6 separate regions of the Mus musculus genome follow, and all the other regions are linked to region 3. Evidence: chromatin loops called from intact Hi-C (ENCODE). Cell type or tissue: heart. All regions are shown on one strand. Links, peaks and the distances in the headings refer to the core of each region. The heading gives the core; the rest is flanking DNA. Region 1 overlaps Odf2l (outer dense fiber of sperm tails 2-like). Region 2 holds the start of Odf2l (outer dense fiber of sperm tails 2-like). Region 3 holds the start of Bcl10 (B cell leukemia/lymphoma 10). Region 4 holds the start of Ccn1 (cellular communication network factor 1). Region 5 holds the start of Znhit6 (zinc finger, HIT type 6). Region 6 overlaps Znhit6 (zinc finger, HIT type 6).

Region 1 (4,782 bases), core at 285-4,284, 800 kb before region 3:
TTTATCCTTAGTTTGGCTTTTCATGTGACCTGTGCATTTAAGGTTCTACTGGGCTGTATGTAAATATCTCCATATATTCTCTACAGCGTGATTTTTGTAGTAACAGATGTTACACAACTCAGCAGCAAGAGATCCAGGAGGAGTATCACAGGCCCTCTGGGTTATTCTTCTTTTTGAATTTTAGCTGCTAAATATTTGTCTCTGCATTGTATATTGAAGCATCAGACAAAAATTGATGCATTTTTTGCAGGTTTTCTGGGAGGTTTGTGACTTGCTAATTAAATATTTTGAATAGTTTCAACCTACTATTTCACATGTACCTAAACTAATGAAAATTTCTTGAACATAATGTATTTTAATAGGGAAATCTAAGACTAAATCTTAAATATTTGAAAAGCAATATAGAAAACACAAAACATGACTTTTAATCTTGTATGAACAGCCACAACAAAAAAGACACATGACCATTTCTAACTAGAGTTGTGAAAACTTAGTCTCAATGTTGCTGATGTGTTAATTCATCACTTTAAATGGGCCAACTTGGGAGGAATTCATCTATAGCCAGTCACTTGTAAAAAATAACATCTTCAGGGCTAAATGAGAAGATTTTTGCTAAAGTCCAGAAGTACTGTCATTTTTAATTATTATCTTCATCAGCAAAGAGTATTATTCTTGATTGAGTTGGAAATGGGAATGAAGAAGTGTAACAAGAAGGATGACTTTCAAAATAACATTTTATGTGCTCTGCCGCAGTTGTTGGGAAGTGTGTTTAATGTTGGTGCATTGAGTTTCTGCAGTTGTAAGAGGAAACAGGTTCTGTTGCCTAGGCCAGATGGAACTAGTACAAAATCCACCATGGTCTGCATATTTGTTTTCTAGTCCTTTTGGGTGAATATTGAAGGATTGCTATAATACTCCAGGAAATAGACCAATAAAGATAACTACATTTGGGCCTAGAGAGATAGCTCAGTGGTTAAGAGTGCTTGCTGTCACCCAGGCGTGGTGGCGCATGCCTTTAATCCCAGCACTTGGGAGGCAGAAGCAGGTGGATTTCTGAGTTGGAGGCCAGCCTGGTCTACAAAGTGAGTTCCAGGACAGCCAGGGCTATACAGAGAAACCCTGTCTCGAAAAACAACAACAACAACAAAAAAGAGTGCTTGCTGTCCTTGCTGAAGACCCAAGTTCAGTCCCAGTAGCTACGCAATCCCTGTATAACTCCAGCTCCAGGGGACTCTGCTCTCCATGTTGCCAACTCCCTAAGACTCATGTGCACATACCCACGCACAGATGCAAGATTAAATAAAATCTAAAAAGTGATCTTGTGTATGTGTATGTATATATATGCAAGCCTTTCAAAAATGTATATGGAAACTTGGAATTGGTAAATTATTATGCAATGCAATTTTGATATTATTTTAAGGTAACTAGAACATAAGTGAGTAGCATTTATAATTTTTTAAGACAGTGCCTCACTATGTAGCCCTAGTTAGCCTGGAGCTTGCTAGGTAAACTGGGTAGCCTTAAACTCACAGAGATCTGCCTCCACCTGCCTCTTAAGTGCTAAGATTAAAGACATGCACAGCCATGCCCTAATAGCAGTTATAATTATATATTGCCTTTGAAGCATTTATACATAATTGAGATCTTTAAATCACAGAATAATGAAAGGAAACAATCCCTCCTGAAATGATAAGTTGAATAACATATGTTTCCTAGCTTTCAGTGTCTGTGGAAAAGTTGTTGCTGAAGTGCCTGTAAAAGAGTCACTGAGTTGATGGAGATGCCTACTAGTGATGGAAGTCTTTCAGAGGGCCTGATTTCTTATCTCATCCGGGAGAGAGGATCTGCTCCACAGTGTGCCCCTGAGAAGCACCTCAGCAGGTAGCCTTGGTAGTAGCAGAACAAATCTCATCTTCTAGCTTCTTAATTAAATGGCAACCATTCACGAATAGCCCTGTCACATTTAGTATTTATTCATTAAAATATGCCTACATATCTGATTATAAAAATACTTACTCAGCAGGTTAGGGCAGTTGCCAGTCTTTATTATTCGTTTGTTTGCCTTACTTGTTATTTGTACTTTTTGAGCCGAGGCCTCACAGGCAGCTCAGGCTGTTCCTAATCTCTTCGGCTATTTGCCTACAGGTGTGTGGTTTAAGATCTTTTTATTATTATTAATTATTATTATTATTTGTAATGAAAGTAATTGAAAAATTAACCCAAGCTATTAATAGCTTAAAGTGAATATTATTGCCTGGTGTATTGCTGTGTAACAAATGATTATCATATTTTGCTTTTTTTAAATGGGAAATTTACTTGTTATTTGTGTGAATTCATATTCCCCCAAATAGTAATCTTAAAAAAAAATGTCATTATTATTGTTGTAGGTTATATAGACTAGCTTTTAGTTTAGTTTGCAGAAAATGAACAATGGGGTCTGGAGAGATGGCTCAGCAGTTAAGAGCACTGACTGCTTTTTCAGAGGCCCTGAGTTCAATTCCCAGCAACCACATGGTGGCTCACAACCATCTGTAATAGGATCTGATGCCCTCTTCTGGACATCAGTCTGAAGACAGCGACAGTGTCCTTATATAAAACAAACAAACAAAAAACAAATAAATCTTTTTTAAAAAGAAAATGGAAAATGGTGTTTCATCAAATATAATTGTTAATTTTTGTGCCCATGGTTTTGAATGAATGACACTTATTTATCATAAGCTTTTAACTGTAAGCCAGTGGTACTTATGAACAGAATCTTCTCTTTGAAATATCTGTAAGATACCAAATGCATGTGTGTATGTGAGACTTGTGCTGTGGAGTCAGAGGACAATTTTCAGATTCTGTTCTCTCTCCAGCATGTGCGTTCCAGAGGTCTAAACAGATTTCTAGGCGTGGCAGCTAGTGTCTTTACCTGCTGAGCCATCTTTGCAGCCCCATCAGTCCTGAATGAGTCTTCATGTGACATTCTACAAGGACACTAAAGTACTGAGTGATAAAAGGCATGGTGCTCTCACAGCACTTGCTGTTTGCTTTATAGATATTCAAAAAGCTTCTTTCAAATTTAGTTATATGTAGATTCTTATTTATTAAAAAATCTTAAATATATATTTATTAAAAATTTAGAGATAAATTTATTTTATGAGTATGAGAATTTTGCCTCCATATGTGTGTGCACCACATGCATCCTTGGCGCCCATGGAGGCCAAAGGAGTGTATGAGTTTCCCCAGAACTGGAGTTATAAAGAGCTGTGAGCTACCCTCTGGGGCTGGGAATAGAACCTGGGTCCTCTGAAGACCACCAGTGCTGAGCCATCTCTCTAGCCCTATACACAAATTTAAATGTACATTGCGTGTGACTCCATAGCAGCAAAATGTGAGATGAACTATTCTCCTACCTGTACTCAAGGTCCACGTCTTTTGGCCTCTGTCAGTCTATGTTTGGCCTGGATGCTTATAGTCCTGGTGGTAAGGTCTCCCCTAGGGGCATCTAAGTCAAACCCATGTCAGTCCAGAGGCAGGCTTGACCGTTCTCGTCTTATATAAAAGGTCTCCAGTTTATGTGTTAGAAGTAACTTCAAGCTTATTTGTCTGTTATTAGGCTCAAGCAAGACGTCGCAAATACAAAGATGGAGTTGAAAGCAACGCTTAAGGAAGCTCAGTTGGCATCCTGTTCAGTTGAATTACTTTTGCCATTATTTAAGAACACTGTGGAAGGAATTAGTCTAGAAAACGTGAGTGTTGGACTTAGAATGGCTAATGAGATGGGAAGTGAGCATAATATTCAGAAGGCCTTGACCAAGGACTCAGATCTCAATGTCATGCCCATGAATGCGCTCATGATACCAAATATGGGGGCTGGGGTAAGAATTCTTTATTCCTGTCATTAGCTGCAGTTCTTCTTATAAAAGGTTGTCTCAGCCTATAGTGTACTTAGTAAGAGACTAGAGTGGAAAGTACAAATTGGTATGTGACTGACCTGGCCTTCAGCTAGAGAATGAAACTTTCTGAAGGGTGGATTTAAAACTAAAATTGTGGTGTGCAGAGATGGTTCAGTGGCTGATCAGTTGCAGAAGAGATGGTTCCCACTTCTGGCCTCCATGGGTACCAGACACACACAGTACACAGACTTGCAGACAAAACACTCATTTACATAAAATAGTAATAAATAAATCTTTTAAAAATAAAACTCCCGAGAGATGCCATGTATCTGTTTACTGTGGCATCAGTTGGAACAGAATGATTTTACGATTTCAAATATGCTTCACTTTGGAACAAAGACAGCCTGTGGTCTGCACATTAGCAGAACAAATACTTCAAAGCTGTGGGGTTCTACAACTTCCTCTTATTTTGATTTAACCACTGTGTAGTGCATTCTGTCTGTTATTGGTAAACTTGCCAGGGCTTACCAATACTATATTCAAAATAATGGTTTTGAAACTAGGAAATAGTTCCTCACTGATAATACTCTAGGGTGTTTTACTTAATGTTGTCTTAACATGTAGGTATGTGCTTTTTTTTATTTTGTCAGGCTAATCTTTCTGCATCCAGTTTGAAGAAGATTTTTGAACAGAACGACATATTATCAAAAGAATTAGACACTTTTAACCGTGTGAAATTAGCCTTAGAACATCTTATTAAACAGACTGACTATGAACAAGTAAGGCTCCTGTGCTGTGTCTGTAGTGATGCCTCCCACTTGGAGGATATTTTATTTCTCTAACTGAATATAAAATATTGGTATATGGAAACAAAAGTAATTCTTTGAATTTTTGTTTGAAATAT
Region 2 (4,782 bases), core at 484-4,483, 810 kb before region 3:
CTTAAGAATGCTTAACATGTCTCCTTTATCACAGAGCTTTTTACAGTGCTCTTTTAGTTAGACTATAGCTGGATTGGGCCAGGGAGATGGCAAGGGAGTGCAAGAAACCACCTGCTGCAAGAGAGTGTCAATTGGGGGTTGAGGTGCATTATGGGCAGTGAACATGGAGAGAGAGGCCCTGCCTCAGCAGAGCCCAGGGCGATAGCCCACTCCTGAAAGCTGTCCTGCCTCCACCATCATGGCCTCTACCTGTCCACATGCACAGATACATGCACAAAAAAAAAAGGGGGGATTTAAAAAAGAAAGCAATGGGACTGATTTGAATAGGAATTCTTATAGTTACATAGATAGGAAATCTAATTAATTCTTTCATGTAACACTATAGTTGTTTATTAAATACAATAATTAGAAAAAGGCAGTGACAGACACATCTAGGTCAAAATCAAACATTTAAAATATCAAAATGTTAGTTTCTTTGTAAAGTGATAGTTTTGGACAACTGCTAAATTGGGGAGAGGACTTCAAGGATCATTTTATCCTTTTTCATTCAAGGATAAAAGAATGAGTTTTTATGTCATAAACCATGTGACATTCGTGATTTATCTCTTCTTGCATTGTTATAACATCGTAGCAATGACTCTTGCATTGTAAATTACTTACTAGGCTGAGGAGAAAGTCAATATATTGAAGTTCCAGTATCTAAAATTACATGTTTTTATTTTTAAACTCCCACCTTTTCTGCTTTCAGTTACAAAAACCTCTTTTGGCATTTACCTACCATTCTTTGACAGCCATAATCAGGTAAAAGCAGCTTACATATATGATTAAATATGCTGAGAAGTGATAGTGGGAAGATAATAAAAATCTTTATTTTCCACAATTAAGTCAGTACTTGGAGAATTGCCTTCAGAGAACGATCACTCTCCAGGGAGGAGTAGCATGCAGCTCCCTGCTGTGGAATGAGTGTGTCCCTTCCTCCCACTAACCCTCAGTGTGTAGGCACTTGGAGTGGAGGCCTTGGCAGGCTGATTGGGTTACAGGAGTAGAGTCCTCATGATGAGATCTGTGTCCTTACAGGAGGTAGGTGAGATCTTGCTTCTTGCTCAAGTGAGAATACAGCAAGGAGGCTTCCAACCATCTGTAAGCATTAGGAACAGACAACTCACTAGCAGCCAGATTGGTTGATTCTTGAGTTGGGTCTTCTGAGATTCTAGAAATGTGATAAATATGTTTCTGTTCTTTAAACAACTCAGCCTACGCTACTTTCTTATACAAGGCTGAATTAAGACGTCTATTACCAGTCTATCCATGGCTGCTCATGTACCCAGCATGTCCATATTGAATGTCCCAGGCAACAGAGAGAAGAGCTTCAAGCTACTTATGCAGAAGGTGCATATTGAAGTGGCTTGTTGTTTTTGACTGTGGAATATCATTCCATTGTATTGAATATGTAATCAATTTTCCTGCTGGTAAACATTCAATCTACTTGCCATTTTTAGCTATTATAAACAAACTTGCTATTTATGACTTTCTTATAGAATATTTCATAAACATGTATTTTCATTTTCCTCACCTAGGCGAACAGCTCCCTATGGAAACTCCCTAAGAAGCACAGCATCTGGCTCTGAAGAGCTTGTACTAGCCATACTGAAGGGCCGACAGTTCAGCTCCTAGCTGACATTTCCCATAGCTACCATTTTACTCTATCTACTAGAAGTATGCGCTGCTTCGATATGCTGTTCATTTTTATATCTCTTCCTGTGGTGGAACCTGAGGGAGTGGAGCGGAGGAACGAGGCAGACTAACGCCGCATGCAATAGCCAACTTTATTCAGAGCATCAGACAGTGTATACCCTGAGTGCTAAGAAAGGTCACTTGAGTATATAAGAAGGACAAGGTGCACGCGGCAAAAACATGTTTGTTTGTTTGTTTCCCATAGAGGCAAATAAATGGATAATAGCCAGTTGTACAAAAACTCGGACGTAAACTCACTCCTATCTACTACACCTGGGAGGTGCATGAAAACATTCCAAGAACAATGACAAAACTCCCAAAATCTCATAAGGAAAACAAAACAAAACAAAATAAACAAACAAAAAACCACTACTAGGTCCTACCAAGATCTCATTTGGCCGGTTCAGCAGTTTAGAAAGCACAGCAGCTTTATCTAAGGACTTAGGAGGACTTGAACGACATTTTGGAGAACCTGCTGACTATGTTTTTAAAGAAGAAAAACTCCTGTGGGGGATAATGCCATACACTGGAAAGGTTTTTCTGTCTTGGGTTTTTTCAAATCCTAGCTACAAAAAAGGGCAAAAGCAGGGAAGTCATTTTTCGATCCAGTGTCAAGAGACTCGGAACGGACCTTCCTTCCCTGCTAGGATGAGAGCGGTTGAGATTTTCGGTCAGCGACGCACAAAAGCTACGCCTTTTCTCAAAGCTAAAGCTTTTGAAAAATCTCACTAGAGAAACCAGAGCAGAGACAACCCCCCGCCGGCCACGCCCCCTCACTCCCTCCAATCACAGCAGGAACGGCGCTCGCGCTCTAGAGCTCCCGACCAATTAGCTGCGTCGGAGCGGGCCGATGAGGGCGGGGCGTCCGTTTCCACAGAAACCGCAGGCCGGTTACTAGCAACGTTGAGCTCCAAGGTGGACGCGCTCAGGCCGCCGCTGCCTGTTCTGGTGACTCGTCAGCTTCTCTCCCCGCGCTCCCTGCCCTTCCCTCTGGCCTCCTACTCTCTCTGCACTCTCCGCCTGCTGCAGTGACCCAGGGCCGGGCAGGCCTCAGAGAGGCCTCCGGCCATTGTAGGTAGTGGCGGCGGCGGGGGATGACGTCAGGGCGACGGGCGGACGGGCGGGCGGGCGCGAGTCTGGGGTGGGCTCTGAGGGCGGGCCGCGCGTGACCCTAGGCACCCGGAAGTGAAACCCGTGGTGCCCACCCCTCCTGAACAGTATGTGTTTGGTGCTCAGGTCCTCACTGTCACCCAGAGGAAAGCGGACATTGTGCCCCTGCTTCCCGCGGTGTGGTCTCGGGGCGCCGGGGAGAAGTTAGCGGGGGATAGGGTCCCTGCAGAGCGAGGGTCCGGGTTTGGGGGTGTTTCCGACATAGTGTTTTCCTAATCTTGAGCTCACCCGATGCCAGTCCAGTTCTTGACGTACCCCGAGTCATGTCCCCTGTCTCTGGCACTGAATATGTCAGTTGAGTAACCTTAACCTAACGGTGGCTGCTATTGGTGACCCTAAAGACCAAGTTTCTCTGTCACGCCATGGCTTACAAGGGTGTCAAATGTTTGAGGGTACGAGTGCCTCTGGTTTAGGTAAAGGATCAAACTGTAGAAATCGTGCCTGTTTGTAAGCTTTACTTCATACCTTTGATTAATGGTGAGACCGGCCATATTTGTAATTTTTAATAGCAAAGTATTATTATTGCTGTTTTCTGCTAATTCTACAACTGGTGTATATTAATAGTTTTAGTCTTTGCTTTTCGAGCGTCTCAAGATCTGAGCAGATAGCCTCATTTATTCGTCACTTTTGTTAACTCCATACAGACAAATGGGAGTCAGGATGAGTATAGAAACGATCCGTTGCAGGCCACTGATGCCCCCAACCCCCACCCTCTGGTTTAGTAGTTCTCCATTTATGACTGCTTCAGCAATGACTTTCTACAAAGAACAGATAGGTCTTCAAGGTTGTTCTGTAAAATCAGTTCTGATCAACTCAGGCTTGTAAGTAAATTTAAGGTAGGTTGGTTAATTCAGGATAATTACTTTAAAAAGGAGAAAGTGGAAAAAACGTGAAGATTGCTGAGCTGCCCCGCAGAGTGGGCCAGATGGCATCTAAGTTTAAAGGTGGGATAAAGTAAGATGAGTCCAGGGATTCTACTTCTTGCTCAGTGTGTCACCGTGACTCTAAACCACCCCTGTTGCTGTCCTTGATGGTCATCCGTGGTCCTAACATCTGCAGTATCCTGGGATCTTTAACCAGTGGCCTCTTCTGTCCTTTCATTGTACCAGTCCTCAGTTTCTTTCCGTGACACTTGCAATCCTTGTGTATCCACTGCATTTCTCCAATAACATCTCCTGGGCTTTCCTTAGAAACCCTTGCCTAATCATTCCAAGCCTCGGTTTGTATTCATTGCCTCTTCAGTCCTGAGGCCTGCACTACGATGGGGGGCTGCTCTGTCATCGGTGGCTTTCTGACCTCTATGCTGGTCTCCAGTCCTGTCATACGGTGTCAACCCTCAGCTGCTCTCCGTGGTCCCTTTACTCCTTGAAAACCAGAGCCATGTGGAAAACTCCTAACACATTACTAAGTTTAGCTACCACTTAAGGTACAGCCTTGGCCTCCCTGAACCACCGCTTCCCAGAAGAGTTCACCTCAGCAGTGCTGGTCACTTATTAATTATAACTACTTTTGCAGCTCAGGCCAACCAGCATCCATTGTAAAGCAAAGATTTTGTTTCAGTGCTGCTGGTTTCCTGTTGACTCTTCAGCCCCAGCTGACCAGAAGCCACAGATTCTTATTCAATTAACCTCTCTGAATCATAAATGTCACCCTGTTCCCTCACTCACACCCAATCATTTTGATAGCTTTTATTTAGAAATCTGTTTTCCTGCTTTGGTCATTTTTGCTTATCTATTTCTAAGTTTCACTTTTTTTTTTCCATAGTGGAGTCTAAAATGCTATGCAATTATCTCTTTGGTAAGTTTTGACTAGTTTCCAGAATACAGAGAAAAAGCATCTTTCTTACATCTACTTTCTGTTTCTTGCTGAGTATTTGAA
Region 3 (4,782 bases), core at 435-4,434:
AGGCTTGTTTGCTTGAAGCTATGCCTTTATAGTCTGGCCCTGTGACTTAGCCGAAAGGGAGGGAAATGAGTTTGCCAATGGAGGAATGGTGATACATTAGAAACTCAGGATTGAGATTCACAGGCCATGATCATGCACAAGCTGAAGAAGGCGGATGGCTTGAACCCAGTTCAACATTTGCCTGAAAACATAGACATTATTCCCAAGAAAACAAGAAGGAAGATTGCTTGACATTTTTTTTTTTGTGATGGTAGTGAGTATTCATCACAGTGCCCTATATCTGGGTGGCTGGAGAATGAAATCTTCCAGCTGTTTCTCTGACTCCCATCCTTTCTTCTGCACTCTGGTCTTTTCTTGATAGCAACAGGGAGCCTTTCAAAACAAAGTCAAACGCCCTGGCCTTTCTCACCCAGCCTGCTCTCCTCTCTCTCACTGCTCCCAATCCAGCCAGGCCTCTACCTCCTGGGGTCTAGATTAGAGCAGTAGCTGGCCAGCTTGCAGAACAGTGAAAGCATAGTTTGCATATGTCCCTCTGCTCCTCTGAAGCCTGCAGCGGCTTTCCTTCTGACTCAGAGTAAACCTGTATGACTCTGGGCAAAGTCAGATTAAACTCTGCCCGTAGCAGAGTTCACCTCCCCAGCCACCCAGCCTCTGCATTGCAGGGCTCTCCACTGAGAGCTCTTTTTCCCTTTTTCCCTCTGTCCAACGGCTCCTCCCTCACTTCCTGCACGTGGGAAATGTATCCTTTATCTCCGTGTGGTCTCCATCTCCACCTTTTCCATTTCCCAGCGTCGCTTTCCCTCTTAGTATTTATGAGATTCTAGCATATTAAACACTTTACACACGAAACTTTTCAAATGTCTACCTTTTCCACCCCCAAACAAATACGTGCTTTAATGTAAATTTCACGAAGAAACAGATGTTATTGTTGTTTTTTCTGTTTGTTGGAGCCAGGCTCCTACTATATAGCACAGGTTGTCCCAGTAATTTACTAAGTAGCCCAGAATAACCTTGAACTTTGACAATACTTATGACTGGGTCTATTGTTTTTTATTTTGAGACAGGATATTCTTATCTGCAGGGTTCAAACAAAAAAAAACCTACATATCCAAAATGTGGGGAAAAAATGCAAAAAGGAAAAAACCCTCCTAATGTTTTAAGTAAGTTTATGATTTATTCCTGCTTATAGCTGGGTCAGATGCAAGCAGTTGGTTGGCCAACACAGCTAGCTAGCTTGTGCCACCACACCCTAGCTGGAGGACAGAGGTGTTTGATTTGCTAGAAGAAGATCTGGGTGTAGTTCAGTAGTTGCCATTCAACAGATGGTTGCTACAGGAAAGAGCAAATGATTAAGCAAATTGGGTTATAACAAGACAACGGATGACTAAGGACACAGGAAAACACTCTAGTATACTAGACATCAGCGTAAAAAAAGACCTGGCATAATGTAAACACCAAGATTCCAGAACTCTGATCAAAGCTACAGAGATGTGGCTTTAAGCCTCTACTGGTTCTTTTGTTTTAGATAAAGATTCCTGTTGCCTTTGGTCCTCTTGACATTTCAGTCTACACTTGCAGATTTACTTCATCGACCACATAATCATTTTCTGCCTAGGACTCTATGTGGAGCACCTCATCCACTAGGACACGTTTTGCACGGGCTACGAGTTAAAATATCGTTCTGAAAATAGCCATTTGGCCTCCAATAAACAACTTCCCCATCAGAGCATCCCTAGAATTTACTTACTGAACAGAGATAAAGGATAACAATAAGAGAGTGTAACTGTGTACCAAGTAGCTTCAGAACCTTAAATATACTCCTAGAGGCCCTAGCTTTTTAAATTTGTCTCTACTGCATAGATTAATAAGGAGAAATGCTTCTAATGAATAGAGACTTAAAAGTACCCAAACACTACCTGTGCTGCTAAATTGATGGGATTGCAGGTAATTTTTAAATCTTTTAACAGTTTTTTTTTTTTCTTTGTGTTTTGTCGTTTTGTTTTCTGCTCTCAAGATCTCCTTGCTCCTGTCTCCCTAGTTCTAGGTGGTAAATGGCAGTGGCCCCCCAGAGCAGGCCCTCAAACGGAAGTTATGTGTGCGTGTATACATATACGTATGATCACGCAACTGTAAAACCTGGCTCAGCACAACAGGAAATTGTTCCGCAACATCTGGAAAAGAGAAGCAAACCAAAATGCTCTGGCCGACTCAGCCCACACTCCACCCAAACGAGGAGTCTGCGAAGGCGGGGAGATCCCGCTAAACTGAGCGGCCAGTGCTCCGCCCACGGAAACAAATCCTTCAGGCGTCCAATCCGCAAGCCTATGTAAATGACAAGGGGGCGTGGTTAGAGGGACGCCCGCTGTGGGCGGAGCCACTGCGGAAGCAGAGACGTAACCGAGGGTAGTACTGATTGGCTGGCACGTAGGTGGGTGGGGCCTGCAGGCAGACCCGCCTCGCCGAAGGGTGGTGCCTGAGTTAGGAAGAACGCTGAGCGCGGCACCGCTGGCCCCAGGGGCGGAGCCGGAAGTGGGGCGTTGAGGTCTCCACCTCCTCGTCCGTGAGCCGGCCGTTCCCCCGCTTCTGTTCCTAGTCCCCCCGAAGTCACAGCCTGATTCCCGGAGGCCCGAGCCCTTAGTCTGGGCGGGGTGGCGCGGGCCGGAAGGACGCCATCCCGGCCTGGGCCATGGAGGCTCCCGCACCGTCCCTCACGGAGGAGGATTTGACTGAAGTGAAGAAGGACGTGAGTAGCTCCGCCGGGCTGGGCGCAGCGGGGCGCAGCGGGGCGGGCGGGCGGAGGAAAGCGGAAACCCGGAGCTGAGCGACGGGGAACTTCAGGTCGGAAGAGCGCGGGGTCCTGGCACAGCACGACCTGCCTGCTTCCCGGGAGCTGGCTGGAGACGATCCACCAGCGACCCGGGAGTCCGCGGTTAAGCCTGTCGGTGGGCTTGGATGTTTCCTTGCCATCCGCTCGTCGCTGGTGGCTTTCCATCCTGCCGATCCCCCATCCCACGCCACCGCCGCGGGAGCTGCTAGCCTAGGGAGCCGCCGGAGTGTGCCCACAGCGGGCTTTGGACCAGGCATCCCCGGGCGTAGAGCAGATGGGTGAAACTGGTCTCTATCGGGGGCTGCGGAAAGCTCGCCAGCTGAACGCACGCCCTGGAATTCCCCGAGTAATCAGACGCCCACGTATTTAAATGAAGGGGGTGTGCGTACTTCTCGCTGAGACTTGGTTCCCAGGTAAACGTTGAAAATACTCCCGACTAAATTGGACTCTTCTGCTTAGACCATGTAGAACTTCACAGACACAGTAATATTTGAGGAAATGGCTTTAACCACAACGTGCTTCGTTTTTTTTTTCCTTCCTTTTAACTTCTTTTGCCAGAAAAAAAAAAAAAATCAAATGAGCACAACTTAGATAATATACATGAATTCACATTAAAAACCGGTAACTCGTTCTTACTTAGCACCAAAATGCTGCCGAAAAATCGTCTTTACGAACTTAACCTCAAGTTGTTGAAGATGTATGTGTGCTTCAGACCCCTTTTTCTACCATACTTACCCCTTGTAAAGTTTATTGCGCTGTGCCCATAATTACAACTGATAGAGCTAAGTACCAGGAGGGAAAGGTACGGCCAGGATAACTGCCATAGTTTCCGTGTTCAGTGGAGTTGGTAGGGCACCTGCTGTATGGAAAGCTACACATTCTACTTGAAACAAGGTCTTTGATACCCACTATAGTCCTTAAGAGGACAGTAAACCCTAAGTGTAAAGTCTGGGAGCTCTGTTCCCATGTTCCACAGTTTTGAATTTTCTCACAATCATTAAAGTACCTATAAGGAGAGAATTGCTTTTCATTTTATAGCTGGCAAAACAAGACAAGACCTGTCTGTAGATAGGGGAGGAGAGTGCTGCAGGCCTTTGTTTCTGCTCCGGGGTTCATTGACGTCATCCATCCTGACAGTTGCACGTTAGACCTGTGTCAGATGTCCATAACCTTAGAGAGACTACAGAGAAGCGTCAGGGTGTCTATAAAAATAGTGTTCCTTAGATATTCACCCTATTATTTTTGAAACTGCTTATGACAAGCTTAAACATTCATCCGCATTATTTGAATCTCCTTTTTTTCTCAACTCCAGGACTTTATTTCCAAGTCTACCAGAACTCAAACTATAATTTCATACATTTGGCTGTTGTTTTGTTTCTCTGTAATTCTGACTGTCCTGGCACTCACCTGTAGAACTAGCTGGCCTCAACTCCCTTCCTCTGCCTCCCAAGTGTTGGGATTAAGGCATGAGCCACCACTGCCTGCTATGTTCTTATGTTTTCAAAACTTGAACTTTTCATTATCCTTCCCCCAAAACTGCTTGGTGTCCCTTCTGTATTATCTGTCTTGATAAATGGTGGGAAGTTGTTTACATGAGGCTGTCTGTCTGTCTCAGGGTTTGCTTTCTGTGGCTTCTGTTGCCTGTGGGTCAGCTATGGTCCAAAAATATTTAATTATTTAATGGGAATTTGATACGGTTATAGTGATACAAATTGAGCACTCTTCTAAGTACCGTGACAAAATCTTGTGCCATCTCACTGCATCTAGCCAGGGACACGAGTCTCACCTTTTCCCCAGTGTGTGTGTTACCTGCCTGATATCCTCTTAGTAGTGAGCTGTCTTGGATATTAGATTAGTTTTTATGGTGGAAAGCTTGATATGGGGTTGGTACCATGAGGTTTTGCACATCCATAGAGAGTCTTGGTCCATGTCCTCCCATGTTAGTGGGGAGCACA
Region 4 (4,782 bases), core at 535-4,534, 270 kb before region 3:
GAGCAAAAAAATACACTTAGCAAATAATTTACAAACAGAAAACAGAACGTCATCCGTAAACATGCTCCAATATGGAGCAATAATGCCCGCTCCAGTACTATGAAGCGAAGTCTTCTCCAACTGCGGCTGCGCTGCTGTCCGTCCACATCAGCCCCTTGGCATTCTCCAACTGCGGCTGCGCTGCTGTCCGTCCACATCAGCCCCTTGGCAGTTTTGAAATACCCTAATGCTACTCAAGAATGAGCAAGGCACCATTCATCCTCCGCCCACCCACGTCTCCATGATGCTTGCGCTTCTCCTCTGTCCAGCCCACACTAGGAACCCTGGAGGCACTTAGTCCCTGAACTTGTGGATGTCATTGAATAGGCTGTACAGTCGGAACGATGCCTCGTTGGGATGCGGGCAGTTGTAGTTACATTTGCAGGACTGGATCATCATGACATTCTTGGAAAACATCTCTCCATCTTCGCATCGGAACCGCATCTTCACAGTTCTGGTCTGCAGAGGTGTGCAGCACCGGCCATCTACGCAGGAGCCGCAGTATTTGGGCCGGTATTTCTTGACACTGGAGCATCCTGCATAAGTAAATCTGACTGGTTCTGGGGATTTCTTGGTCTTGCTGCATTTCTTGCCCTTCTGGAAGAAAGAACAAAAGAAAGCCAAGAATGAGGATTGTTGTTTTTTTGTTTTTGTTTGTTTGTTTGTTTGGAGGTATGCTTTTAACCACTGTACATAGTGTTGGGCTTCATAAAGACAATTTCTTTTCAGATATATCATGGACTTTTCTTTTTTTCTTTTTTGAACAGAGGCTCATATCCCACCCACCTGTGGGGTCATCACGGTCAAGCCCTGAAAGAAACTTACTTTTAGGCTGCTGTACACTGGTTGTCCACAAGGACGCACTTCACAGATCCGGGTCTCTTTCACCAGGCGGCACTCTGGGTTGTCATTGGTAACTCGTGTGGAGATGCCAGTTCCGCAGCTCTTGGAGCACTGGGACCAAGACGTGGTCTGAACGATGCATTTCTGGCCATGGGCGTGCAGAGGGTTGAAAAGAACTCGCGGTTCGGTGCCAAAGACTAGAAAGATAAAGGAAATGGAAGGCTTCTTAGATGCTTGCATACACACACTGGTTTCTACAAAGTTGCAGACCAAGAAAGCATTTCTGCACAGTGTCTTAAGGACTCTATATCCACTTACCAGGAAGCCTCTTCAGTGAGCTGCCTTTTCCAATTGCGATTAACTCATTGTTTCTCGTTAACTCCACCTCCGAGGCATCGAGTCCGAGGAGGTCATCCTGGTCGTCCAGGGAGTCCTTAATGCTGTCTTCATCACAAACCCACTCTTCACAGCACTGCCCGCTGACTTTCACCAGCCGGGGGTTGGGACAGCCCAGATTGGGGAGAGACAGTTCTTGGGGACACAGAGGAATGCAGCCCACGGCGCCATCAATACATGTGCACTGGTGTTTACAGTTGGGCTGGAAGCTTTCCCCGTTTTGGTAGATTCTGGAGTTATATTCACAGGGTCTGCCTTCTGACTGAGCTGCAAAGACGACCAAAAGAGAGAGAGGAGAAGGTTAAGATTCGCCGCCACAGGCTGAAACTCATACATATTTTCCGCTGTTCAATTCAATGTATGGTAAAGTTCCCTACAGTTCCCCCGAGACTCCAGAGCTGAACAATAAGTTAGTCAGGAATCACTTTTCCGTATGCGCTTTTCGTTGGGCCCAGACACTCTGAATTGCATTCCAGACTGCTGAAATCATGTGCCTTTCTGCCAAGCTACCATCAACAAAGCGTCCACCATACATGGTCTCAAAATTACTAAACTTCTGGACTATGGGGACTATTATTTTTTTTAAAGGGGCCAAACCACAAGCCTCTTACCTCTGCAGATCCCTTTCAGAGCGGTGGAGCTGGCGCCGAAATTGCATTCCAACCCCTTGGTGTGGTCGCAGGGCTGAGTTTTGCTGCAGTCCTCGTTGAGTTGTTTAGCGCAGACCTTACAGCAGCCGCAGCCGTCCCGGACCAACCCGACTCCCGGGGCGCACTTGGGTGCCTCCAGAGGGCAGTGGCAGGCGGCGGGGCAGGTGGAGAGCGCCTGCAAGAGGGAGAAGCGCGTGAGATTGCTTTGCATTGCTCGGGGAGGCACGTAAACTGCCCTGAGCCTAGGTCTGGCTGTGGGGCTCCGTCCACCAGAAGTGTCTCGATCGCGTCCCGGCAGCCTGACCACCCCAGCGGCTGCGTCCCAGGAAGAGGCCCCCTGGGCATAAAGCAACAGCTACCTCCGAACTTTTCAGTCTAACTTTCCCTGCGGTGAAAGATCATGGCCCGGGGAAAGGAATCGATGAGGGCAGACCGGGAAGCAGTGGTTAAAAAAAAAAATCCAACTCACCAGTCTGGTCAAGTGGAGAAGGGTGACGGCGACAGCGAGCGTCCTGAAGGTGCTGGAGCTCATTGTGGCGCGCAGGAGGAACCGGGGCGAGCGCGGCGACACAGAACCAACAAGCCGGCGAGCAGCGGGATCAAATGCGCCCGGAGTGCGGTGAGGCGAGGGCCGAGGCGGCGGGTGTCCTTCTCTCGAGGTGCTGGCGGAGGAGGCGCAGAGATTGCAGGCGCTTCTCTGGGGCGCTCTCGCTCACGGTCTGCCCCAGCGCCGGGAGCCCGCCCTTTATAATGCCTGCCTAGGCGCCGCGTGTTGCAGTGACGTAGCTCTGTCGGCGCGTTCTAGAATTCTCAAACATCTCAGGAATGTTGGTTGGCGCGGGCTGCTGCCAAGCACCTCCCCTGGCTCCGTTGCACCTTTTCCCCCCTCTTCTCAGATCCATCAGAGAGAAAAAAAAGTTCGTTTTTTTCCACTTTAAATAACAACTTCCTTTGGGGAGGGCGGGATGCTTGGGGCGCGAGGGTGATGATTTTGATTGAAGAGGGTATATGGGGGGGGGGGGCGTGGTGTATGTGTTGGTGTGAACCCTTCAGATCTTTGCCTAGACATGGGAGGGCGGGAGACAGAGGAACAAAAGTGGTTTTGTTTGGTGATGCCTACCGGGAAAGGCAGCGAGCTGTTTGCTTGTTTACAACCAAGGTGAGAGTAAAGTTATCTACTGAGAGTCCAAAGGGGAGGGGGAGTTGGTTTCTAAGCCAGGGATCTATTTGTGGACTTCAAAGAGGCATGCTCGGATCAAGTCCCAAAGCTTTGGCATGATGTTTATTAGCCAAGAGAAGTGTATTGCAAATTAATACCCGGAGTGGCATTTATGAATGGGGGGGGGGAGGGAAGCTTCCCTCTTCGCTGGCATATTTCCAGCCAGAGGTCTTCCCTCATCCCTCCCCCTTTTTTTTGGTATGTTGTACTTGTTTGTTTTTGGAGGTTCCCAGTTTTAGTTCCAGCCCACTGCCTGCATTGGAAATCCAAGAGGAAACGAGTGCAGAGTTCTCCCGGAGCCTGACGTCCACTTCCTCACGGATGCCGGAGGCCGGGTCAACCCTCCTGGCCTCTCTCCCTGGACTGGCGGCGGTGGAAACTGAGCAGCCAAAGCAGAAGCGGAGGAGACCACCGTGGAGTGACTTGTCCTGAAATCACCAGGTGCAAAAGCTACCGGGACAAAACAGATTCTAACAGGACCATTGTGCCCTGTGGATAGCTGGAAAAAAGACTCGGGGTGTTTGCAGACACCCTCCCCCACCGCCCCCTATGTGTCTCGCTGTGTGTATTTGTTTGCCCCCCCCCCGTGTGTGTGAGTGTGTGTGTGTGTGTGTGTGTGTGTGTGTGTGTGTCTGGGCCCGTCCATGTGTTTAACTCCTTTGTTTTGGATCACTTAGAAGCCTTCTTTTTCAAGGGTAGTGCAGTGGCTCCCTCCAAGTTCCGAGACATGAGGGATTTAGAAGGCAACACTGTAATAGAGGAAGTTGGGTTTTAAGATCTTATTAAACATACAACTGAAGACACCCCTCCCACACAAGACCCTATTTGGGGTTATTAATGCCATTCATAAACTGGGATAGCTTTTCTTCATTTTTAATATTTAGGGCCTCTCTGCCTTTGCAGCTTCGCGATCTTGCTTAAGAGAGCCTCCTGCGTTGCCTGTTCTATGAATGACTCCAGTGAGAAGGAGAGGCTGTTGCGCACACTCCAGTGAAGACAGCTGTTACTGGAAAGAGTTAAGTTCATTCATTCAAAAGCGCCCTTTCGTAAGTCCTGGAGGAATTTGCTAGAGGCGGTAGGTTCTCCAAGGCTTTCTGGGGGTGGGGACTTTTAAAGACAATGGGTTGTCAAGTGTTATGCAAATAATGAAAGCAAAGCCTAGGCCTGGTCCCCTCGGCTGGCCGATTTATTAGAGAACAGTTCCTCCTGCGCACAGTTCATTGTTTCCATCTTAGGGAAGCTCGGGAGGGTAGGGGGTGAGGGTGGAGAAGGCAAGGAACAGGGTAGAAGGAGGCGCTGGAGAAACAGAATGGAGAGGAGGGTTCCTGGCTTCTGTTGTGGCGTCTTTTCTATTTGACTTCATGGTTGTAAGTATTTCCAGATGGTGAATCAGACACCAGACGTAACAATATTTCCATATTTGGGTATAGCAGTAGCCTGCGTTTTTAACATTTTTCTCCCTCTGTTATCCAACCACAAGGCATTCTTGACAGCTTCAAATGTTGTTAAATATAGACTTAACTTCTGTTCCCAGAGCAGGAAATTCGTTGGAATTCCTTGTTTTTCACGCAATCTGTCTATCATGATTTAAAATAAAGTTGCAGTGGATGATCCAACTGGCCTGAATATGCTGTG
Region 5 (4,782 bases), core at 561-4,560, 350 kb before region 3:
GCCCAGGCAAGGTAGTACATGCCTTTAATCCCAGGAGAGTAAGGCAAGGGATCCCTAGGGCAAAACAAGTCCCAGATCCAAGCGTGATAGTTCATACCTTTAATCTGGGCCAGAGCTTATACTGGAGATCTACATAAGACATTGAAGAAGGAAGATCCCCTCTTCTTCGCCGCTTGCATTTACTTGCCAGCACATCTGTTGGAATCTACTTCTACAGAAGACCAGCTGAAACAACTGGCCTCATGGGCCTGAGCAACTAACTACTAGATCCTTGGACTTCCCATTCACAGCTGCCCATTGTTGGGGAGTTGGGGAACAGACTCAAAGTCATCATAACAAATTCCCTCAATACAGAAGGACATTCCATATTCTGTGACTCTAAAGACCCCTGACTAATACAGTTGGTACGAACATAAATAGCACAGCCATTATAGGGCTCAATATAGAGGTTCCTTAGAAAACTAAAATTAAAGGTACCATCTTCTCCAGCAGTTGTAATCTTCCTAAGCTACAGGAACCTAAATCATCATACTGCTCAGTAATCTGTTTCTACTGGGTGTGGTGGCACAGGCAGAGGCAGGCAAGTCTCTGAGTTCAAGGCCAGCCTGGTCAACAGAGTGAGTTCCATGTGGGCTAGAGCTACACAGAGAAACCCTGTCTCAAAAAAACTAATAATAATAATAATAATAATAATAATAATAATAAATTTATAGAGTATTATTATTAAAAACTGGCCATGGTGACACATGCCTTTAATCCCTGCACATTAGAGCATGTGGATCTCTGTGAGAACAAGGCCAGCCTGGTCTACAAAGCTGATGAGGACACTCATCAGGACAGCCACAGCTATGCAAAGAGACTCTGTCTCAAAGAAAGAAAGGAAAGAAGGGAGGGAGGGAGGGAGGGAAAGAGGGACAGAGGAAGGAAGGAAAACGAAACCTGCCCATTCATGCTGATTAAGCACTATTCACAACAGCCAAGATATGGTATCAGCCTATGTATCTATCAATAGATTAACAAATGAAGAAAGCATGGTATATATAGACAGTATTTTTCCGCTATTAATTAGAACACAAATGTTATTGGTAGAAGTACGAATGACACTTCTGTAAATAACCTCAATACAATCACCAGCTCACCAAGTTGGACTTGAGTGGAATCCTTTGGTCTGTTGTCAGTTCCTTCCTGGGGTGAATAGACATTTTTTTTTGTTTTCTCAAATTTCAAGAAGCTATAGAAAAAGTCAAAGGTCAGAGATTCTGCCTTTTTAGGCTTCCCTGGTTGGCAAACCGATGACTTCTCACATTTCAGTACCCTTCTCTACGTGCATCCATCCCACTTATATGCAAATTCCCTCTTATTAAACACACCAGTCAGAGCTGGGCGTGGTGGCGCGTGCCTTTAATCCCAGCACTCGGGAGGCAGAGGCAGGTGGATTTCTGAGTTCGAGGCCAGTCTGGTCTACAAAGTGAGTTCCAGGATAGCCAGGGCTATACAGAGAAACCCTGTCTCGAAAAACAAAAAAAAAAAAAACAAAAAAAAAAAAAAAACAAAAAACAAAAAAACAAAAACAAAAAACCACCAGTCAGATTGGGCTAGGGCCCAGCCAAAGGCCTTATTTTAAGTGTTATGCCCTTAAAAGCCTTGTCTTCGAATATAGTCAAAATTCTGAGGTATTGGGGTATAGTGCTTCACTATACGGATATTAGGGGCTACAATTACCCTGTGACAGCCAGCGTTTCAGTTGCCGGCTGTAGATCTTTTTGTAGTTGGTTCCCATGCATAGTTTCATGTAATCTTTGTGGGAGCAGATGAGAGTGTCTCTCCTCCCCTTCCTCTTTTTCCTTCTCCTATTTGTTTTGTTTTTGAAACAGCCCTGACCCTAGGAACTTACTATGTAGACCAGGCTAGCCTTGAAGGTTACAGAGATCCTCCTGCCTCTGGCTTCTAAATGCTAGGATTAAAGGCGTTTTTGGATGTCCTGGTCCCTAGTATACAGTGAAGAAACCTTAGACCAACGGTTCTCAACCTGTGGGTCGCGACCTCTTTGCTAAACCTCTGCTCCCCCTCTCCACCCACCCCCCAGGAGTATTTATAGTACGATTCATAACAGTAGCAAAATTATAGTTATGAAGTAGACACAAAAATAACTTTATGGTTGGAGGTCACCACAACATGAGGAACATAAAGATCCACACCACTGGTAAGGTTACGAACCACCGCTTTATACAGTCTAAACTTTGGAGGAACATGGGAGTCTGTATCTATTGCCATGCATTATTAGAATTAATCCTTAATACTGATTAAAGTGGGTCACTTATTTGAGACAATAATTCCAGTTCCCAAGACAGCAGTTTCAGCGCCTGAGAAAGGATGTGGCAAGATCCCCGCCCCTGGGTGGGAGTCCTGGTGGGCGTGGTCTCACCTGGCTTTAAGGAGTGGGGCCGGAAAGCCGCCGTGCCGTAAAGAACGCTACACGTCGTGAAGAGTCGTGGCCGGAACAGCTGCTTTACGGCTAGCTCGGCTTCCCGCAGGCGTGCAGAGCTTGCCGCGGCTGCTTTGCTGCACGTGTGGCGCTGTCGGCGGTTCGTTTGGTAATCTCTCTTATTGGCTTGGTGGTGCCACCGTGAAGAACGGAGTGGCAGCTTCGGCCTAGGCTCGTGAGCTCATGGAATCTGCAGCTGAGAAGGAAGGGACTCCGGGAGGAGGTTCCCAGAGGGTAGCGGAGGGGGCGCGGCCGAGGCCTGCGGCTGGTGGGGAGGGAGCCAGGGACTTAGACGGGAGCCCAGAAGCTGGCGATGGAGAGGAGAGGAACGGACTGGCAGGAACTAAGACCACGGAGGATGCGGAGGAGATAAAGATGGACTTAGCTGTGGTGAAGCAGGAAGTAGTAGACTGGTCGGATTTAGACAGTGGTGTTGCGGACAGCCAGTGGGTGAAGCAGGAGGTGGAGGGCGGGCCCGAGGTGAAGGATGAGAAAGGCGTGTTGGAAGTGAAGCAGGAGGCGGATAGTAGCCTGGTGGTGAAAGAAGAGGAGGTGGATGAGCCAGAAGTGAAGGAAGAGAAGGTGAAGGTGAAGGAGGAGGTGACGGACTGGGAAGAAGTGAAGGAGGAGGACTTGACCATAAAACAGGAGTTGTTTGTTGGTCAGAACGTAAAGGAAGAGCAAGTGATGGATGCAGCGCCTATAAAAGAAGAGGGTTCCCTCAAGAGCGAAGCGATGGAAGACGCGAAGGTGAAGGAAGAGCCCCAGATGAACCCCCGAGTGGGCAGCAAGAGGAAATTGGCTCTGTCAAGGTAGGGCGGGGAGAAAACCCAGATGGGAAATAGACTACTGGGTGGACGAGTCCTTAACAGCAGAAAGTGAGGTAAGTTAAACCAGGCGTGACGTGGGTCCCTGAAGTCTGAGTGGTGAAGTTCAGGTTGGGCGTGACGCTTTCGAGGACACAGTGTGATGTGACTGTGTCCAGAAGGGTATGGCCAGGTTAGGGAGTGAAAATTCTGGGCATCAGAAGGCCTTTGTGGAGCCAGAGCTTGTTAAATAAGAAACGCTTTCGCAGTCTTTCTTTTAGAGAGAATAGGATTAGAGGCGCCATCCAATATAAACCAAAAACCAGCAAGTGGGTAGACTAATAGACACATGTCAACTTACTCTTGAATTTATTCCGGGCTCCTATGAATGTTCGTTTCTTGGATGTAGTCTCTTTAATGTGCTCATGTGACAGTACAGAAGATCAGATTGTGGTCAGATTCAGTCTCAAACTCCTTGAGCTGATAGAACTGACTGGTACCAGGTACACTTTGGTTCTCAGTATCACCAGACCCTAGAAGACCGAGGACAGATGAATCATACCATTATTTGGGTGTTCATTCTGAATTCGCTGTGGAACTGGGGAAAGGGCACACATTGCTGCCAGTCTGGGATTCATCCTTCCTTGTTTCTCCGGTGTATATGTTTTTAAAATACTCATATGTAGCTCATGGATTATACTTCTAGACACACACAAAGTCTCCATGAATCACAATTTCAAAAATCGCTGGGCGTGGTAGCGCATGCCTTTAATCCCAGTGCTCAGGAGGCAGAGGCAGGCGGATTTCTGAGTTTGAGGCCAGCCTAGCCTGGTCTACAAAAATCAGCAATTCATATTATTCTCTTAAGTCCTGTAGAAAAAAATGGGCGGGCCAGTGACTTCTTTCATACAGTTTTCTTGAATTGCACGTCATTGTAAATGTCATTTTTAAACATTTTCATGATTTCCAATAGCAGCTATCATATACTTTATCAGAGTTGCTTTGACTACCTGCCTGTAAACTGTGAAATGCCCTTGAGTCCAAATTCTAAGACCGGAAGGACATACATAGAGTTGATTTTGCGTGTTAAGTCTCAGGTGCACTCTTACAGGTGTGAGACTTGTGGGACAGAAGAAGCGAAGTACAGATGTCCACGCTGCATGCGCTTTTCCTGCAGGTAGATATGTAGCTTCCTACCTCACTCCCTGCCTGTGTGCACTCTGACTTCAGGTACAGAGCTGCCTCCTGTTTGTTTCTTCAGTTTGCCCTGTGTAAAGAAACACAAAGCTGACCTGACGTGCAGTGGAGTCCGGGATAAGACCGCTTATGTGTCGCTGCAGCAGTTTACTGAGATGAATCTCCTGAGTGGTAAGTCACTTTGTGCACCACCCAGGGATGCCTTCTGGCCACTGGCACCGTGTCACTCGTTAACTTGTCCATTCTGAAATTACAAGACTATAGATTTTTGGAAGACGTGGCAAGAACGGCAGA
Region 6 (4,782 bases), core at 368-4,367, 340 kb before region 3:
TTGGGGTAAAAATTAAATCCATAGTGAGCAGCCACAAACCTTTTTCTTACCGTTATTACTCCCTGCATTACCTCTTGACTGCTGTCCTCAGAGCGTCGGGCATAAAGATTATGTCACTGAGGCAGGCAGAATGTGTGGATGTCGTATGCAGATGTCACACCATTTATGCATGGACTTGAGCTTCTGCAAAGCCTGGTATGCATCAGTGCTTCTAGGGGACAAGAAGAGGCTCTCAAAGGCAGGGTTGTTGCGTGTGTTATTTATTATTTCTGGCTTTCCTTGCTTACAGTATTCCTAGTGGGTAGAAGCAAAATTACTTTTTGGCCCCTATGGCATGGTTAATTTCTGCTTCGTTACTTTAAAGCTAAATTACTAAGTGCATCAGGAATTAGTTCTTCTTTGACTTTATGAGGTCACCTTTTCTTCTAAGCCAGTGGTTCTTGGCCTGTGGGTCACTACCCCTTTAAGACCATTGGAAAAAGCAGATATTTACATTACAGTTTGTATCAGTAGGAAAATTACAGTTATGAAGTAGCAACAAAAATAATTTTATGGTAGAGTATCGCCCGCTATAACATGGGGAGCTATGTTAAAGGGTTAGAGTTAGGAAGGCTGAGAAGCACTGCTCTCAGCTTCTGTCTGCTTTGCCCAGTAGTAATTAATGCTGCAGGGCTTTGCACTGTGCTTGTGGAGGTTCTAGTTCTACTGCTCATGTTTCGATAAATCTCTGTGTCACAGTTGTGTTCTCTCTTGAGCAAGTGTGGTAACTTGGGAGCTTTTGCCAGCTCATAAATGGTTTTAAGGCAATTTTTAAATATTCTTATCCTTATATATGTATTTCTCCCATTGCTTGGCTATGTTTTCATGGAAAAATTCATCTTTATAACTACTGCCGTTACTAAAACCAAAGTCTGATGACTTACAAAATTACATTCCATTATTTTTGTAATTTTCTTACTTAGCTGGTGATTGCTAACCCTTTTCCGTGGACTTATGACTTGACTTTCCAACTTGGCATTACAACTCTTAGATTCCTATCCGCTTAACTAGAAAACTTGATCCCCCACCCACCCACCCCCCCATCCTCTGGGTGATCTTGTGTCTTCTTTAACTCAGTAGAAGGCTTGGTTGAGCTACTTTGAGATTGTCCAGTTACCTCCTTGAGCTTAATTACTAACTCAGAGGGAGTAACATATGTTAGAAACAGGTGTCAGTATATCCCATTTTGTACCTTCTTTGTATACTATTATCTGAATATGAATTGTAAAGCATTCTGAAATTAACTTTTATTTGGTTTTGTTGTTAGCTGTTCTTTATGAAGAATCGTGCCCGAAAGCAAGGCATTTACTTGAGGCTTCTACCCAATGGATTTAGCAAGAGAAAAGAGAATTCAACAGTTTTTGACCATAGGTAGGTGTCTCACTTTTACTGTATGTATAGCTGTCATAATTTGATAAGGGACAACCTATAAGGTTTGGTTTGCTTTAGAACATTGTAAACAAACGTCAGATCTGTAAACTGTTCCTGGATGACAACAGAAACTGATAATTGCATGTCCTGTGACTGGTGTGAATGTCCAAGAACTTGTATGTTGTCCTTGGAGAAGCTTCTCAAATGTTAATGTACATAACAAACCAGTAAATATCCTTGTGATTTCATCTCAGTGAGTTGGAATGTGATAACATGTATTTCTGACAGTGCCTCAACAATATTTGTGGCTGGGCTGGAATTTGATAGTGTGCATTTCTAATGGTGCCCAGAAACGTTCATGGCTGAGAATCCTACTTGGAGGAATCCTACTTTTTGAGTGTCGTGAAGTTTTCTTTGAGACCTAGAACATCATGGAAGTATTTGGGGAGCTTAACTTCAGATCTCGGAAGGGTGGTAAAAGCTAGTTTCCTTGGACTAACTCGTTCCTCCTCCTCCTCACTCAGCACTTTGTACCTTGGTGCAAGGTTAACACCCCTATAGACTTACTGCCTCTGTTTTGTAGGCAGGTCTCACTGTACTGTCCAGACTGGTCTCAGAGTTCTGACTCAGGCACCTCCCACCTCTGACCTCCGCAGGCCTCACTGCAGTGTCTGTGGCCTCTTATGGACTTTGGTCAGTTGTTTTAGAGGGACCTTGTTCTCCCGTTGTTCTCCATCTCTTTTCTTCTTTCTCTCCTTCTCCTGACTCCTCTTCTGCAGTGTTCCCTGAGCAGAGGGATTTGATGCACATACCTTGCTTAGAGAGGTTCCAAGCATGCATGCTCAGGCTTTCTCTCAGGCACTCACCTACCCTCCCTCCCTTCTTCCCTTCCTTCCCTCCCTCTCTGTGTTTTGTCTGGCTGTGAATCTCTGTATCTGACCCCATCTGCTGCAGAAAGAAGCCTCTCTGACTATAGCTGACTAAGACACCAGTACTCAGTACTCAGTACTCAGCCTGTGTGATTAGCTCTACTCTCAACCTGTATTCTTGTATGGCCTAAGGACCAGTTCCCCAGAAGGGCCCAGGCTTCACCTTCCTCTGCCCCACCCAGTTCTAGACAACCCCTAAGCCCTGTACTTATGGTCAGTAAGTACTTATTGTTCTTGTACCTCCTACTTAGAACTGTGAGTCCTAAACTTCTTAATCCATCTTTTGGACTTGGGGTTTGGTTTGGTTTGGTTTTTTGCTTTCTACAGATGTATATATCATCTTTATAGAACTTATAGATCATAGAGACATGCCCGTTGTCAAAATGTGAATTAGTATTTAAGTGTTCCGGTTCTGTTTTAGAAGTTAGCCACTAGGTGTCCCTCTTGTAAAGACTTAACAAACATTTTACAAATTTAAAAACATTTTATTCCTTAGATACAATTATAGCTTTCTTGTTATATCGTGTAACATGCCCATCTACTTGTTGGTTAACATAATTGCAATGATTTCCTTAAATAGTTGTGGCAATGCATTTCTTTAAACACAGGATTGTTTTTAACATGGTATCTATGTAAGTGTAGGTTTGTACATTCCTATAGCTTCGCTTTAGAAAGGAGCAAGGATAAGTGAAACGGTGAGTCTTGCAGTTGTGGAGAACAGGTGGGCTTTACAGTGAGATTCAGAGGGCAATATACTACAGACTCAAAGTTGTGCTGAAATGTTGAATTCTGCTATTCCTTTTCCATGTGGCTTTTAGATGTTACAGAGGAATTTCAGAGTGACTGTGGGGCCTTCTAAAAACACTGGGAAGAAGTAGAAGCCTGATTGTTCCCCTGCCCGGCCTCTCCTGACTGTGTCCATGACAGCAGGCAAGGGAGCTCTGTGACACTGCTTCCTAGGGCATACATTCCCGCAGTGCTGCTCAAAGACTGTCTCTGGAAAACCTAACACTGGTCATGTTCAGTCGTCATGCTTTACCATGATGGCCACCTACTCAGAATATTACAGCTTCTTGCCCACTGTGGTCAGGGCCTCGGGTGGTTACTTTGGCTGTTGGCAGGATTGCTGGTAGTTTAAATCTGTAATCTCATCACCTAGCCTGTGTCTGAAAGTCTGAAATGTTTTGTTCTTCCGTGGCTAGAAGTTAACATCTGCTTTTTTTTTTTCCAATTTTTTATTAGGTATTTTCTTCATTTACATTTCAAATGCTGTCCCTGAAGTCCCCTATACCCTGCCTGCCCCCTGCTCCCCTACCCACTCACTCCCACTTCTTGGCCCTGGCGTTCCCCTGTACTGGGGCATATAAAGTTTGCAAGTCCAAAGGGCCTCTCTTTCCAGTGATGGCCGACTAGGCCATCTTTTGATACATATGCAGCTAAAGTCAAGAGCTCCGGGGTACTGGTTAGTTCATAATGTTGTTCCACCTATAGGGTTGCAGATCCCTTTAGCTCCTTGGGTGCTTTCTCTAGCTCCTCCATTGGGAGCCTTGTGATCCATTCAATAGCTGACTGTGAGCATCCACTTCTGTGTTTGCTAGGCCCCGGCATAGTCTCACAAGAGAGAGCTATATCTGGGTCCTTCCAGCAAAATCTTGCTTGTGTATGCAATGATGTTAGCGTTTGAAGGCTGATTATGGGATGGATTCCTGGGTATGGCAGTCTCTAGATGGTTCATCCTTTTGTCTCAGCTCCAAACTTTGTCTCTGTAACTCCTTCCATGGGTGTTTTGTTCCCAATTCTAAGAAGGGGCAAAGTGTCCACACTTTGGTCTTCGTTCTTCTTCAGTTTCATGTGTTTTGCAAATTGTATCTTGAGTATTCTAGGTTTCTGGGCTAATACCCACTTACCAGTGAGTACATATCATGTGAGTTCTTTTGTGACTGGGTTACCTCACTCAGGATGATACCCTCCAGATCCGTCCATTTGCCTAGGAATTTCATAAATTCATTCTTTTTAATAGCTGACCAGTACTGCATTGTGTAAATGAACCACATTTTCTGTATCCATTCCTCTGTTGAGGGACATCTGGGTTCTTTCCAGCTTTCAATCACTCTGCAACCTGAATTGCTACCTTTTTAAGCAGAGCAGAGACTATGTCAGGTATTTCTCATGAATAATGGGAGATGCCTTGTGTGTTTGCTAGTTAAAGAAGATCACTACATAGGTCATAGATACTCTTTGCTTGTTTCATGCTCACCATGGTAAGGCCTGATGTTGAGGGAGGGGAGTTTTCTTGGCAGGCCACTTCTCTATGCCTGCTGCCTGGGTATCAAGGAGGATCTATATAGTGATGGGACTGTTTGCCATGTTTAGGGGATTCAGCTCAGAGCACCTTCCAGAACTAACTGTGGGCGGTTCTGAAGCTCAGAATTAGGCTTGATGA

Evidence for each region. Hi-C counts contacts between places; a loop is a spot of excess contacts. Peaks named below come from ENCODE experiments on the same cell type or tissue, not always from the same donor. Only the 100,000 strongest peaks of a DNase experiment are listed, where the experiment ranks them.
Region 1: a loop joins it to region 3, with 2.6 times the contacts of the local background. A loop is called at or near these places in 6 of 42 quality-filtered maps.
Region 2: a loop joins it to region 3, with 4 times the contacts of the local background. A loop is called at or near these places in 6 of 42 quality-filtered maps.
Region 4: a loop joins it to region 3, with 3 times the contacts of the local background. A loop is called at or near these places in 5 of 42 quality-filtered maps.
Region 5: a loop joins it to region 3, with 3 times the contacts of the local background. A loop is called at or near these places in 7 of 42 quality-filtered maps.
Region 6: a loop joins it to region 3, with 4 times the contacts of the local background. A loop is called at or near these places in 7 of 42 quality-filtered maps.

Annotation. Positions count from the first base shown.
Region 1 is chr3:145,122,495-145,127,276 of GRCm38, forward strand. It overlaps Odf2l (outer dense fiber of sperm tails 2-like), which reads left to right. Exons shown (of 17, transcript NM_001162538.1): 2 at 1,717-1,881; 3 at 3,599-3,731; 4 at 4,529-4,657. The coding sequence starts at 1,775. Among named protein-coding and RNA genes, the nearest start is that of Odf2l, 6.3 kb to the left of the region's middle. In heart, for the core only: no CTCF peak of the experiment used is centred there; no DNase peak of the experiment used is centred there.
Region 2 is chr3:145,115,978-145,120,759 of GRCm38, forward strand. Odf2l (outer dense fiber of sperm tails 2-like) reads left to right here and starts at 2,612. Exons shown (of 17, transcript NM_001162538.1): 1 at 2,612-2,805. Gm40163 (a long non-coding RNA gene) reads right to left here and starts at 2,436. Exons shown (of 2, transcript XR_867692.2): 1 at 2,366-2,436; 2 at 845-1,138. In heart, for the core only: no CTCF peak of the experiment used is centred there; a DNase peak (open chromatin) is centred at 2,584; H3K4me3 peaks cover 1,900 bases; H3K27ac peaks cover 1,877 bases.
Region 3 is chr3:145,921,773-145,926,554 of GRCm38, forward strand. It overlaps Bcl10 (B cell leukemia/lymphoma 10), which reads left to right and starts at 2,490. Exons shown (of 3, transcript NM_009740.2): 1 at 2,490-2,743. The coding sequence starts at 2,687. In heart, for the core only: no CTCF peak of the experiment used is centred there; DNase peaks (open chromatin) are centred at 439, 2,419 and 3,059; H3K4me3 peaks cover 2,270 bases; H3K27ac peaks cover 2,416 bases.
Region 4 is chr3:145,647,333-145,652,114 of GRCm38, forward strand. Ccn1 (cellular communication network factor 1) reads right to left here and starts at 2,653. Exons shown (of 5, transcript NM_010516.2): 1 at 2,398-2,653; 2 at 1,890-2,103; 3 at 1,201-1,545; 4 at 865-1,079; 5 at 1-636. The coding sequence starts at 2,460. The coding sequence ends at 334. Gm17501 (a long non-coding RNA gene) reads left to right here and starts at 2,745. Exons shown (of 3, transcript XR_003954574.1): 1 at 2,745-3,588; 2 at 4,051-4,782. In heart, for the core only: CTCF peaks have their summits at 891 and 2,071 (motif pointing right); DNase peaks (open chromatin) are centred at 1,989, 2,709, 3,449, 4,189 and 1 weaker place; H3K4me3 peaks cover 4,000 bases; H3K27ac peaks cover 3,650 bases.
Region 5 is chr3:145,573,700-145,578,481 of GRCm38, forward strand. It overlaps Znhit6 (zinc finger, HIT type 6), which reads left to right and starts at 2,509. Exons shown (of 10, transcript NM_001081094.1): 1 at 2,509-3,297; 2 at 4,403-4,468; 3 at 4,553-4,659; 4 at 4,746-4,782. The coding sequence starts at 2,669. In heart, for the core only: a CTCF peak has its summit at 2,610; a DNase peak (open chromatin) is centred at 2,472; H3K4me3 peaks cover 1,758 bases; H3K27ac peaks cover 1,462 bases.
Region 6 is chr3:145,581,223-145,586,004 of GRCm38, forward strand. Znhit6 (zinc finger, HIT type 6) reads left to right here. Exons shown (of 10, transcript NM_001081094.1): 5 at 1,307-1,410. Among named protein-coding and RNA genes, the nearest start is that of Znhit6, 7.4 kb to the left of the region's middle. In heart, for the core only: a CTCF peak has its summit at 2,780 (motif pointing right); no DNase peak of the experiment used is centred there.